Linked DNA regions of Homo sapiens: all the other regions are linked to region 1. The links are chromatin contacts, found by Hi-C or POLR2A ChIA-PET in ENCODE. All regions are on one chromosome and are shown on one strand. Each heading gives the region's core, a stretch centred on a gene start or an enhancer-like site at or near the end of the contact. The rest is flanking DNA. Distances are from core to core; before and after follow the strand shown. Region 1 has its middle 36 kb from the start of HSD17B12. Region 2 holds the start of MIR670HG (MIR670 host gene). Region 3 overlaps HSD17B12 (hydroxysteroid 17-beta dehydrogenase 12).

Region 1 (3,233 bases), core at 710-3,209:
TTGCCCAGGTTGGAGGGGTGGAGTACAGTGAAGTGATCTTGGCTCACTGCCGCCTCCACCTCCCAGGTTCAAGCCGATTCTCCTGCCTCAGCCTCCAGAGTAGCCGGACTACAGGCACCTGCCACAACACCCAGCTAATTTTTTTTTTTTTTTTGAGACAGGGTCTCACTCTGTTGCCCAGGCTGGAGTGCAGTGGCACAATCTCCGTTCACTGATATCTCCACCTCCTGGGTTCAAGTGATTCTCCCACCTCAGCCTTCTGAGTAGCTGAGATTATAGGCGTATGCCACCACACCCAGCTAAGTTTTTTGTATTTTTAGTAGAGATGGGGTTTCACCATGTTGGCCAGGCTGGTCTCAAACTCCTGACCTCAAGTGATCCCCTGGCCTTGGCCTCCCTAAGTGTTGGGATTACAGGCGTGAGCCACCATGCCCGGCCCCATTACTATATTCTAAGCAAACCCAGACAATAGGGGAGTTATAAAAACCTCATTCATCACAAGACACAAAGGGCTTTTTAATGATATATGAAAGTGGTTTATTTAGTTTTTATATGCACTAAAATACCAAGAGAAATGGAATACAATTTTTACTCTCTCTATAAATCATTTCTGTCACGTGGTGGCCCCTAAAACTAAAACTTGATAGCTGATTTCCAAAACCACTGTTGTACCTTATTTCAAATCTCCCACCTTACCAAACTTGAATGAAAAAATGTTTTAGATACCAGTTCTACTTGTGGGAAAAAGCTTTTAAATACTGCCTGAAAAATGGCTTTTCATGACCAGTTAGATTTCAAAACTTACAGACAATACCATGGAAATAAGGCGGAATTTATGGAGCAGTACATTGTGGCAGAAACAATGAGGTCCAATTCGTGTAGACAGACAAAACAGGTACTGCCATTCTTGGCTATCTAGTGTTATCCTGAGATTGTGATACACGACATTACACATCAGTACACGGTGCTTCATTTAGCCTCAAATGTTGAAACAGTACCCAATATCAAAGATCAGGGTCCCAACATGCAGAGAAACTCTGAGCCAAGAGTAAGGTAACACAGCTCAAAGCAAACCTAATTTCCATAAATAAACTCAAACAACTTCACAGCACCAGGGAAGCCTGGGGGAGCTGGCTCCCTAGAACTAAAGGTACCTGCAACCCTGGTGCTCGTTTTAAATTCAGTTTTGCACACATATCTTTCTACAAGCAATTGCAAAGCTCCCAAGATTTAGGAACACATCCAAGTTAATAAGAAGGCATTTCACAAGTAGGAACTGCCTGACACTGCCTTTCAGCATTAGCAAACGAGGGGAAAGTTCACCACATGCAAGGGAAAGCCAACCACACGATCATGGACACGTTCATAACTCCTGCAACTGCTCACACCCCACACCAGACAGACAACACCCAGGACACTGCTGTACATCTTACAAAATTCCAGTTCTTGCTTAAATCCCACCAGACCCAAGAAAAAGAGCCCAGTCCAACCCCAAATAGGGCCATGAGTACCAACAGCCATATGGACAGAGCCAAATGCGCTAAGAACAGTGGAGGATGCAAGCTACAAACCACAACACAGAAAGCACAACCCCATATGCCTAGGCGCCGGCCACCCAGATATTTCAAAGGCAGAATGCCAGACGACCAAGGTCCGGCCGGCTGGGAACCCTCACCGACCCTGCAGCCGCTACAGGCCCCTTGACCGCTATAACGACGGCAAATCCCAATGTTAACCCATCAGGCTGCTTGCCCACCTTCCAGGAACACAACTAACAGGCCCTTGGCAACCTGGGGGGCTGTTGGTGGCCTTCTAACGGGACCGACAGCCCCCCAAACCCTCCGAAAGGCAGAAACCCTCAACTCCCTGCCTCGGCGGCGGCCATCACGGCAAGAAAGCAGGCTTTTACGACAACTCCCACAATGCCCGCGGCCTACAACTCCCAGTGTGCACCGGGCGCCGCCGCGGTTAACCCTGTAGTGGCGCCGGGCTGGCGAGCCCTGCACCCTTTCCCCTCCCAACGGCCAATTGTTGCACCTACTTTCACCCTTTCAATCTGAAAGTAACTTCGGAAATTTTCTCAAACACCTATAGTTACGCTATCTAGCCGCCTTCCCTTATCACACAAACAACCTCAACTGCTCAGAAAATTATCCTTGACAGAGAAACATTTGTTAATCTCTAGAGCACTCCTCATAGTGTCAAATGCTTCCCATTTGAAAAGGGGACACTTAACTTCAATTAATCTTCCCCTTCGACTTTATCATTTTCCAACATTTTTCTAAGTTATTATACTCCAGAGATTCGTGTACTCAACACTATTAATTTAAAATCTGTTTTCTAACTTCTGGGAAGCAACAAGAGAGAAAGACTATCCTATAACTGCCCACAATGTTCTACATCTCTCCATTTTATAAGACAAATTTCCTCCAATATATTGTCTCAAAAAAATTATGCGACTCCAAGTAAGTCCTAATAAGAAATATTAAATATGGGCAATATATTTTTTCAATTTGAAGTTAGTTTTTTTTAGGGGAAAACCTGGGTTGTGTCAATATACTTTGGTTTCCCTTTCACTCTCTTGATAGATAATCAGAAATATAATAATGCTGCTTTATTACTTTTTAATTTTAAAATGCCAACAAGCAACAAGTAAAGAAACATTTTAATAAAATTTGAAAAATAAACTAAGAGTTCATTCTTTCAGGAGACTGCACAATTACATATTTTATTCATAAATGAACTCCTTCAAGGTTTTTCTCATTTTAATTAAAAATAAGAGTTTAAAAACGCATTTCTTTGAAATAGTTTGCCCATAATTTCAGTAAAGATTAACAATCACGTTTAAAGAACACTGTATCATCAATGTAAGTTCAATATCCTGTTTGTACATACAGTACAAACTGTAACATGCCCAGACGTATAACTGAGAGATAAAATAATTGTTTAGTATTTGATGCATACACTAAGGCAACAACTAGAATTCTCCCAAATTATCTGCTATTTTTCTCACATCCAAATATAAAATGAAATGTACATAATGTCTGATTTTTCCACAGAAACAATTTGCCATTTGAAAGGGCACTCAAAATGTATCATGAATTTCAAATCACAAAACTCAGAAATCCTAATACACATGCAAAAACCTAAAGCCTTGTTGGAAAGATACGTATTTAGTAAGACTCTACGAAATTATATTTTAAATGTGCCCCTTACTATTACATTTAGCTTAT
Region 2 (2,883 bases), core at 273-2,772, 75 kb after region 1:
AAAGTAGAAAGAAAAGGGGAGGGGAGAAAATACACTTTCTAGGTATGGTGGGTTTTCAGAGAGCTACACTTTTTGTAGTAGTGATTGTCTTTGAGAAAGAGACAACAAATTCTGGTTTGGTCAATCCTCAGGATCTGTTTTGGTTTTATAGAGGTCTAAATTAACATTGTGAGGCTGGACTAACATCTATGTCTGGGCTAGGATCCCTGAAGAGCATTTGGGTAAAGAGGGACCAATAGAGGACAAATTTTAGGGCCTAACAGGGTGGATCTGACTCATCAGCACAGGGTTTATCAAAGCACTACAAACCACCCTAGACAGTGCGGGCAAATGCCACTTACCTCACCATCCAGGAACCTGTGGCTCAGGACCCATGAAGAAAAGCCTTGGGTCTCAAATGAAAATGCCCAGTATGAAGCCATTGCAATGTGGTTGAATGAAATGCAAATTTAATTGGAGAAAAAAATCTAGATGATTTCATCCTGTATTCAGGGACAATCCACTTCTGAGGATCTTTCTCTTTCTCCTCCCTAGCCCCCCTATATTCTAAATCTTAGTCCAGTCTTGAGTAAGCTGTTTCACTATATCTGACTGGGAGCAAGGTATTTCTAGTCTTTCCATGTGGTTTCAATTACATCACACTCAGATACACCCTGGGTCCCTTCATTGAGTGTGACTACTCTGGAAAAGTGTCTTGTAACTTCATTTTAGCAGAAAGTAGGATTTGCTATGGTTTTCCTGACAGGAGGCTGAGTGATGGACTGAATCTAGCATGAGGGAGGAATAGGAGAAAGAGAAATTAATGTTAACCCTCTGGACATAATTTGCCAAACAGAGACCAAAGCCACTGCCCATTAGAGGGCACTTTAGAGAAGGAGCTGAGTTGGTGGTGGATGGAGGAATGATGGTGGTCAATGAGGGGTTATTATGGCAAATGTTAATAGGAAGATGAACATGAACAGCAACATTGCAGAAAGCACGAGGTAAAGGATGAGGTGTGTCCTGGGTGTTTGAGGACTGCTTTGAAAACTCATCTGGTCTCCTCTTGGTCATTGACGCTCCTACAACAAGCAAGAGGAAAGGGACATGGTGTCAGCAATCCACATTCCATCACTCACAATTCCCTGGGAGTGTTCATTTCCAGGCTCTCCCCTCCCCTCCTTCGATGGGACCATTTTGGCTTTACTGGGGATGGGGGCAACATGGGGGCAGATGCTCAAAGCTACAGCTGGGCAAGGGGATGATCAGTCTTACCAGCAGGTGGCCAAATATGAATATACTCCAAATTGGCCTATCTGAACAGACTATTCATCAAGAAGTCACTTTTCTGGCAAAGTGGAGTTTGTGGTATTAGGAGGTCAAACCAGAAAGTGCTGCTTCCACCCATAGCTGAGGGCCAGGAGGTTACATTATGGATAAATCTTTTTAACCTAGCTGCTCTGTTTAGGACAATGACAACCAATTGCTCAGGAGACACTGCAGAAAGTCTGCCCTTGTTATTTCTGTGTTGTTATCAGCAAGTGCCATTCTGATACCATTATGACATCACTCTGTTTTTAGGGGAAGGGGCAACTAGTGGAAGGTCTCAAGTCAGGAGTGGGGAGCTGAGTGATGTCTGCTGTAGCCACTGTCCCACTGTGTAGATTTAGAGACACACTGGCAGTGAAATTGGAGACCCGAACCCCAGCCAAAGCAGGAATGGGACTCCTATTACTTACCCATATCTCAACTCCCCAGTAAGAACCAATGTGAAAATGCTTTGATTCTCCTGGGTGAGGTGAAATATTTATGGCTTCATGAGCTACAGGAGAACTGAAATAATATTTGGGATTCTCTCAGGGACCTAGATATCTCTAAAATGTGGACTGGTGAGAGACCAACAGTAATAAGATGAGTGGCTTATGTCATTCCCAATTCCCAAATGACTCAATATCAAGGAAGCTCAATTATGAACTAGCCCAAAACAGAGAGACTCAGGAAAGGATCTGGATGTAAAACAAGAAGGTAGCTTCACAGTCTTTATTTTATGTAATTAAAAAACCCATGCTAGACTCTGAGTTCCAACCAACACCAACCAAAAAGTCAGAACTTAAGCTGAGAGTGACAGTTCTGGTCTTGATTCTGCCATTTGCCCCTAAACAAAACCTGGAAACAGGCACTCAGTATCTTAAGTTCCCAACCTATAAAATGTGTGGGCACTATCTGCCCTACCTATCTCATGGAATTTTATTTTAAAAGTAGGCGTGAACATGTTCCACAAATTTTAAAAGGCCTCACTTCTGTCATGGAAACTCTTCTTAGTCACTGTGGTAGTTCCCTGCTTTCTTCAACTTGGGCATCACAGTGAGAGTGCAGATTGGACAAAGCCTTGCCATGTAATTAATTGCCTCGAGGGCTGAATTAAAAAAAAAACAAACAAACAGGAGGCTGGGTGCAGTGGCTCACGCCTGTAATCCTAGCACTTTGGGAGGCTGAGGCGGGTGGATCACTTGAGGTCAGAAGATCAAGACCAGCCTGGCCAACATGGTGAAACCCTTTCTCTACTAAAAATACAGAAAAAATTAACGAGGTGTGATGGTGCATGCCTGTAATTCTAGCTACTCGGGAGGCTGAGGTGGGAAGATTGCTTGAAACCAGGAGGTGGAGGTTGCAGTGAGCCAAGATCACACCACTGCACACTCCGTCCCGGGCAACAGAGTGAGAGTTCGTCTTAAATAAATAAATAAATAAATAAAATTAAAAGAATAAAAAAACAAACAGGGCTGAGATTCTATAGGACCTAGGAAGTTTATGGCGCAATCTCAGAGCCTCTTTATATTAGGTGATGAGATCAAGTGCCACTTCCAACCTCACATTGTCCGTTGACTCTTGCTTCTCTTGAGT
Region 3 (3,220 bases), core at 711-3,210, 92 kb before region 1:
GTGATGATTTTCAGTGCTAGAGAGAACTACTTCACTCATAATGTGCCAGTGAAACATGCTAAAACATGTTTTACCAAAACATGCTTTACCAAACATGCTAAATTACCAAAGTAGTGAGAGTTCACTATTTTTTTTTTTTTTTTTTTTGGGACAGAGTCTGGCTCTGTCGCCCAGGCAATCTCCGCTCACTGCAAGCTCCGCCTGCCGGGTTCACATCATTCTCCTGCCTCAGCCTCCCGAGTAGCTGGGACTACAGGCGCCCGCCACCATGCCTGGCTAATTTTTTGTATTTTTAGTAGAGATGAGGTTTCACCGTGTTAGCCAGGATGGTCTCGATCTCCTGACCTCGTGATCCACCTGCCTCGGCCTCCCAAAGTGCTGGGATTACAGGCGTGAGCCACTGCGCCTGGCCGGACAGTTCACTATTCTTGTCTCTAAGATTTGCTTCTTCATTTAACACTGGTGTCCTCAGATTCCACTTTGCTATGAAATACGTGGATAAGTTAGGGTAGCTTTTAACAATACACAGAAAAAAGCTATATGGTATCACCCAGAACCCTGTGGGTTGGGACAGTACAGATGATGGTCATGGGTGGCACTATAAGGTAGAGGAAGAAAAGAAGGAAAGTGGAAAAAGGAAGATTTTTTAAAAAGGCTTATGTCTTCATACACAAATATAACACTAGAACCCAAATTTACAAGCCTTTGAGAAGATGGAAACTGACAACTATAAAGAATAGCCCAACTTGGCATCCAGAAGTGTCTAGCTTGCTACAGATTATATAAAATACTGGCAACTGACCAGGGCTCCACTTCCAGATTTTATACAGTCAACAAAAATACTTTAGTTTGTGTAGGTTAAAAATATTCTACTCTTTTTGTCCTCAACTTGCTAGGAACAGATATTTTTAGTAAGAACCCAATCAACCTTATCAAAATCAAACATCAAAAATAGACTAGAGCAACACTGGAAGCAAACTCACTATTTTTAGCTCTTCTGTCTATTCCCTGCCACTACCCACAAAATTCTGACTGTAAAGTCCATGCCTAAGAGCTTAGTTATTCCAAACAGGTTCCTTCTTGTGACTCTTTTTTCCCCCCGAACACCTGAATGCAGAAAACACTCGATTGATTAAAGATTAATACTGCCGCAAACCATGACAGCTGCCTTTCCTCTGAGGGCTTTGGGAGGAGGGTGGTAGGAATAGAAAATGATAGAGAGCTTGCATCAGTATTCCTCTTGGGAATCTATTACATGGAAAGAAAATTGCTATTTCAATTCCCTTTTGTTGCTAAAAATAGCAGTCTCAACTGATTCAGGCAAACAGTGTAGGGGCTTAGCAGTGCTGAATTTAGAAACCACAGAAGTCCCTGAGAGCAAATGCTAACGTAGTCTTAACACACGCCAGCTCATATTTAACAAAGAACAAAGAAGAGAAGCATGCAGGGTGCAAGTTAATAAAACAGCAGCAACTTCCTCCATTTTTATTAAAGACAAACAGTGAAAGTGATGCAATATAAGACCACTCTAACTTGTTCTCCTAATCATATTATAAAAATAATTTTACAGAAAAATATTAGTTTATGCATACACCCAGATATTGTGGGCATTTTCCACAATCCCATGGTATGAGGAAGCACACATCTTTCTTCAAGAACAGTAGATTATTATAGAAAGAAAATGCCCAGTTTACAAATGTCCTGTCCCAATACAGAGTCCCCTTTTTCCCACTCAGTCCTTTCAGGTTCCCCACTGAGCAGCCCTCTCTTCGACTCTTTACTCCCCTTCTTTTGACCCAACCAGACACTGCAGACTGTTCTACTTGTCACTTAAAAAACTGGCAAACCCAAACAACAACAATAACAAAAATTCAAAGCATCTATAGGTCCAGAACAGAAAAACGAAAACAAAAAAAAAACTGTGAAAAGCAGATTTGCTTAAAGGCAGTTACTCCCCTGGGCCGACTTCCAGGCAAGGCCCTGCGATTCCTTCTGGTGGCACCATAACCCAAAAATGCCTTCTGCCTGATTTTTTCACTTTATTTGGTTAACTAAAAACCCTTCCAAATAATGATTCATTTTGGTTAATGCCACATCCTCTTTAAAAATGCAAACCCATGTATAAGAATTAAAAGGCTATCAATCTTTATGCCTCAGTGTGATCTGATTCAAACTACTTTGTGGCTTCCTTTGGGAATACCCAAAATGTGGGAGTAACACGGAAGGGGCCTCATGAAAATAGGAATTCTCATGCTGTTCTCGTGACAGTGAGTGGGTTATCAGGAGGTCTGATGGTTTAAAAGCGTGTGGCAGTTCCCCCTCGATCTCTCTCTCCTGCCACCAGGTAAGACATGCCTTGCTTCCCCTTCATCTTCCACCATGATTGTAAGTTTCCTGAGGCCTCCCCAGCCATGCAGAACTGTGAGTCAATTAAACCTCTTTTCTTTATAAATGACAGAGTCTCAGGTAGTTCTTTACAGCAGTGTGAAAACATACTAATACAACAACCCACACATAGAATGAGAGAAAACATTTGCAAATCATCTATATAATAAAGGTTTATTATCTAGAATATATAAAGAATTTGTACAACTCAGTAACAAAATGATGATCCAATTTTAAAATTGGGCAAAGGACTTGAATAGACATTTATCCAAAGAGGATATACAAATGGCCAACAGGCATAAGAAAAAAGCTCAACATTATTAGAGAAATGAAAATCAAAACTACAGTGACACACTAGGTTGACCGTAATTTTTTAAAATGTAAATTAAGTGTTGGTGAGGATGTGGGGAAATTAAAGCCCTTGTACATTGCTAGTAGAACTATAAAATGGTGCAGCCACTGAAGGAAACAGGTTGGGAGTTCCTCAAAAAGATCAACAGAAATACCATATGACCTGGCAATTCCACTCCTAGGTATATAGCCCCCAAAACTGAAAACCTGTATTCAAACAGAAACTTGTATATGAATGTTCCTAACAGCACCACTGCCAATAGCCAAAAGGTAGAAACAACTCAAATGTCCAACAAATGATGGCTGAATAAACAAAGTGTAGTATATACATACAATGGAATATTATTCAGCCACAAAAAGGGATTAAGTACTGATACATGCTACAATGTGGATGAACCTTATATATGAACATCATGCTTAATGAAAGAAGCCAGACACAAAATGTATTCTATTTACACGAAACATCCAGAATAAATAGGTAAGT

The links. A loop is a pair of places that touch in the nucleus more often than their neighbours do. ChIA-PET counts read pairs that join two places held with the same protein, here RNA polymerase II (POLR2A). Pooled maps may share reads with other maps.
Region 2: a loop to region 1 is called in a map of heart right ventricle, with 2.0 times the contacts of the local background. The contact joins the promoter of MIR670HG here to the enhancer-like site in region 1. A Hi-C loop is called at or near these places in 6 of 168 maps with a recorded cell type or tissue (Ramos, Right ventricle myocardium inferior, endothelial cell of umbilical vein and 3 more), 1 of 37 single-sample maps with no recorded cell type and 16 of 50 pooled maps.
Region 3: a loop to region 1 is called in a map of ascending aorta, with 3 times the contacts of the local background. The contact joins two enhancer-like sites. A Hi-C loop is called at or near these places in 4 of 168 maps with a recorded cell type or tissue (Caco-2, Calu3, aorta and 1 more) and 13 of 50 pooled maps. POLR2A ChIA-PET finds 5 or more read pairs at or near these places in 2 of 52 experiments (CD4-positive, alpha-beta T cell and GM12878).

Annotation. Positions count from the first base shown.
Region 1 is chr11:43,642,902-43,646,134 of GRCh38, reverse strand. It overlaps a transcript of HSD17B12 not described here. Among named protein-coding and RNA genes, the nearest start is that of HSD17B12, 36 kb to the left of the region's middle. RefSeq lists an enhancer at 1,813-2,002. Within about 2 kb of position 1,959, at least 25 of the 41 ENCODE cell types and tissues checked have a DNase peak (open chromatin) inside an H3K27ac peak, as active enhancers do; they include endothelial cell of umbilical vein and heart right ventricle, where a contact is called at or near this core.
Region 2 is chr11:43,567,945-43,570,827 of GRCh38, reverse strand. MIR670HG (MIR670 host gene) reads right to left here and starts at 1,522. Exons shown (of 2, transcript NR_131246.1): 1 at 1,255-1,522; 2 at 428-1,061. All of the region lies in intron 2 of LOC124902807 (potassium/sodium hyperpolarization-activated cyclic nucleotide-gated channel 4-like), which reads left to right. It also overlaps a transcript of HSD17B12 not described here.
Region 3 is chr11:43,734,984-43,738,203 of GRCh38, reverse strand. The region is part of intron 1 of HSD17B12 (hydroxysteroid 17-beta dehydrogenase 12); the gene reads right to left. Among named protein-coding and RNA genes, the nearest start is that of HSD17B12, 56 kb to the right of the region's middle. Within about 2 kb of position 1,960, at least 3 of the 41 ENCODE cell types and tissues checked have a DNase peak (open chromatin) inside an H3K27ac peak, as active enhancers do.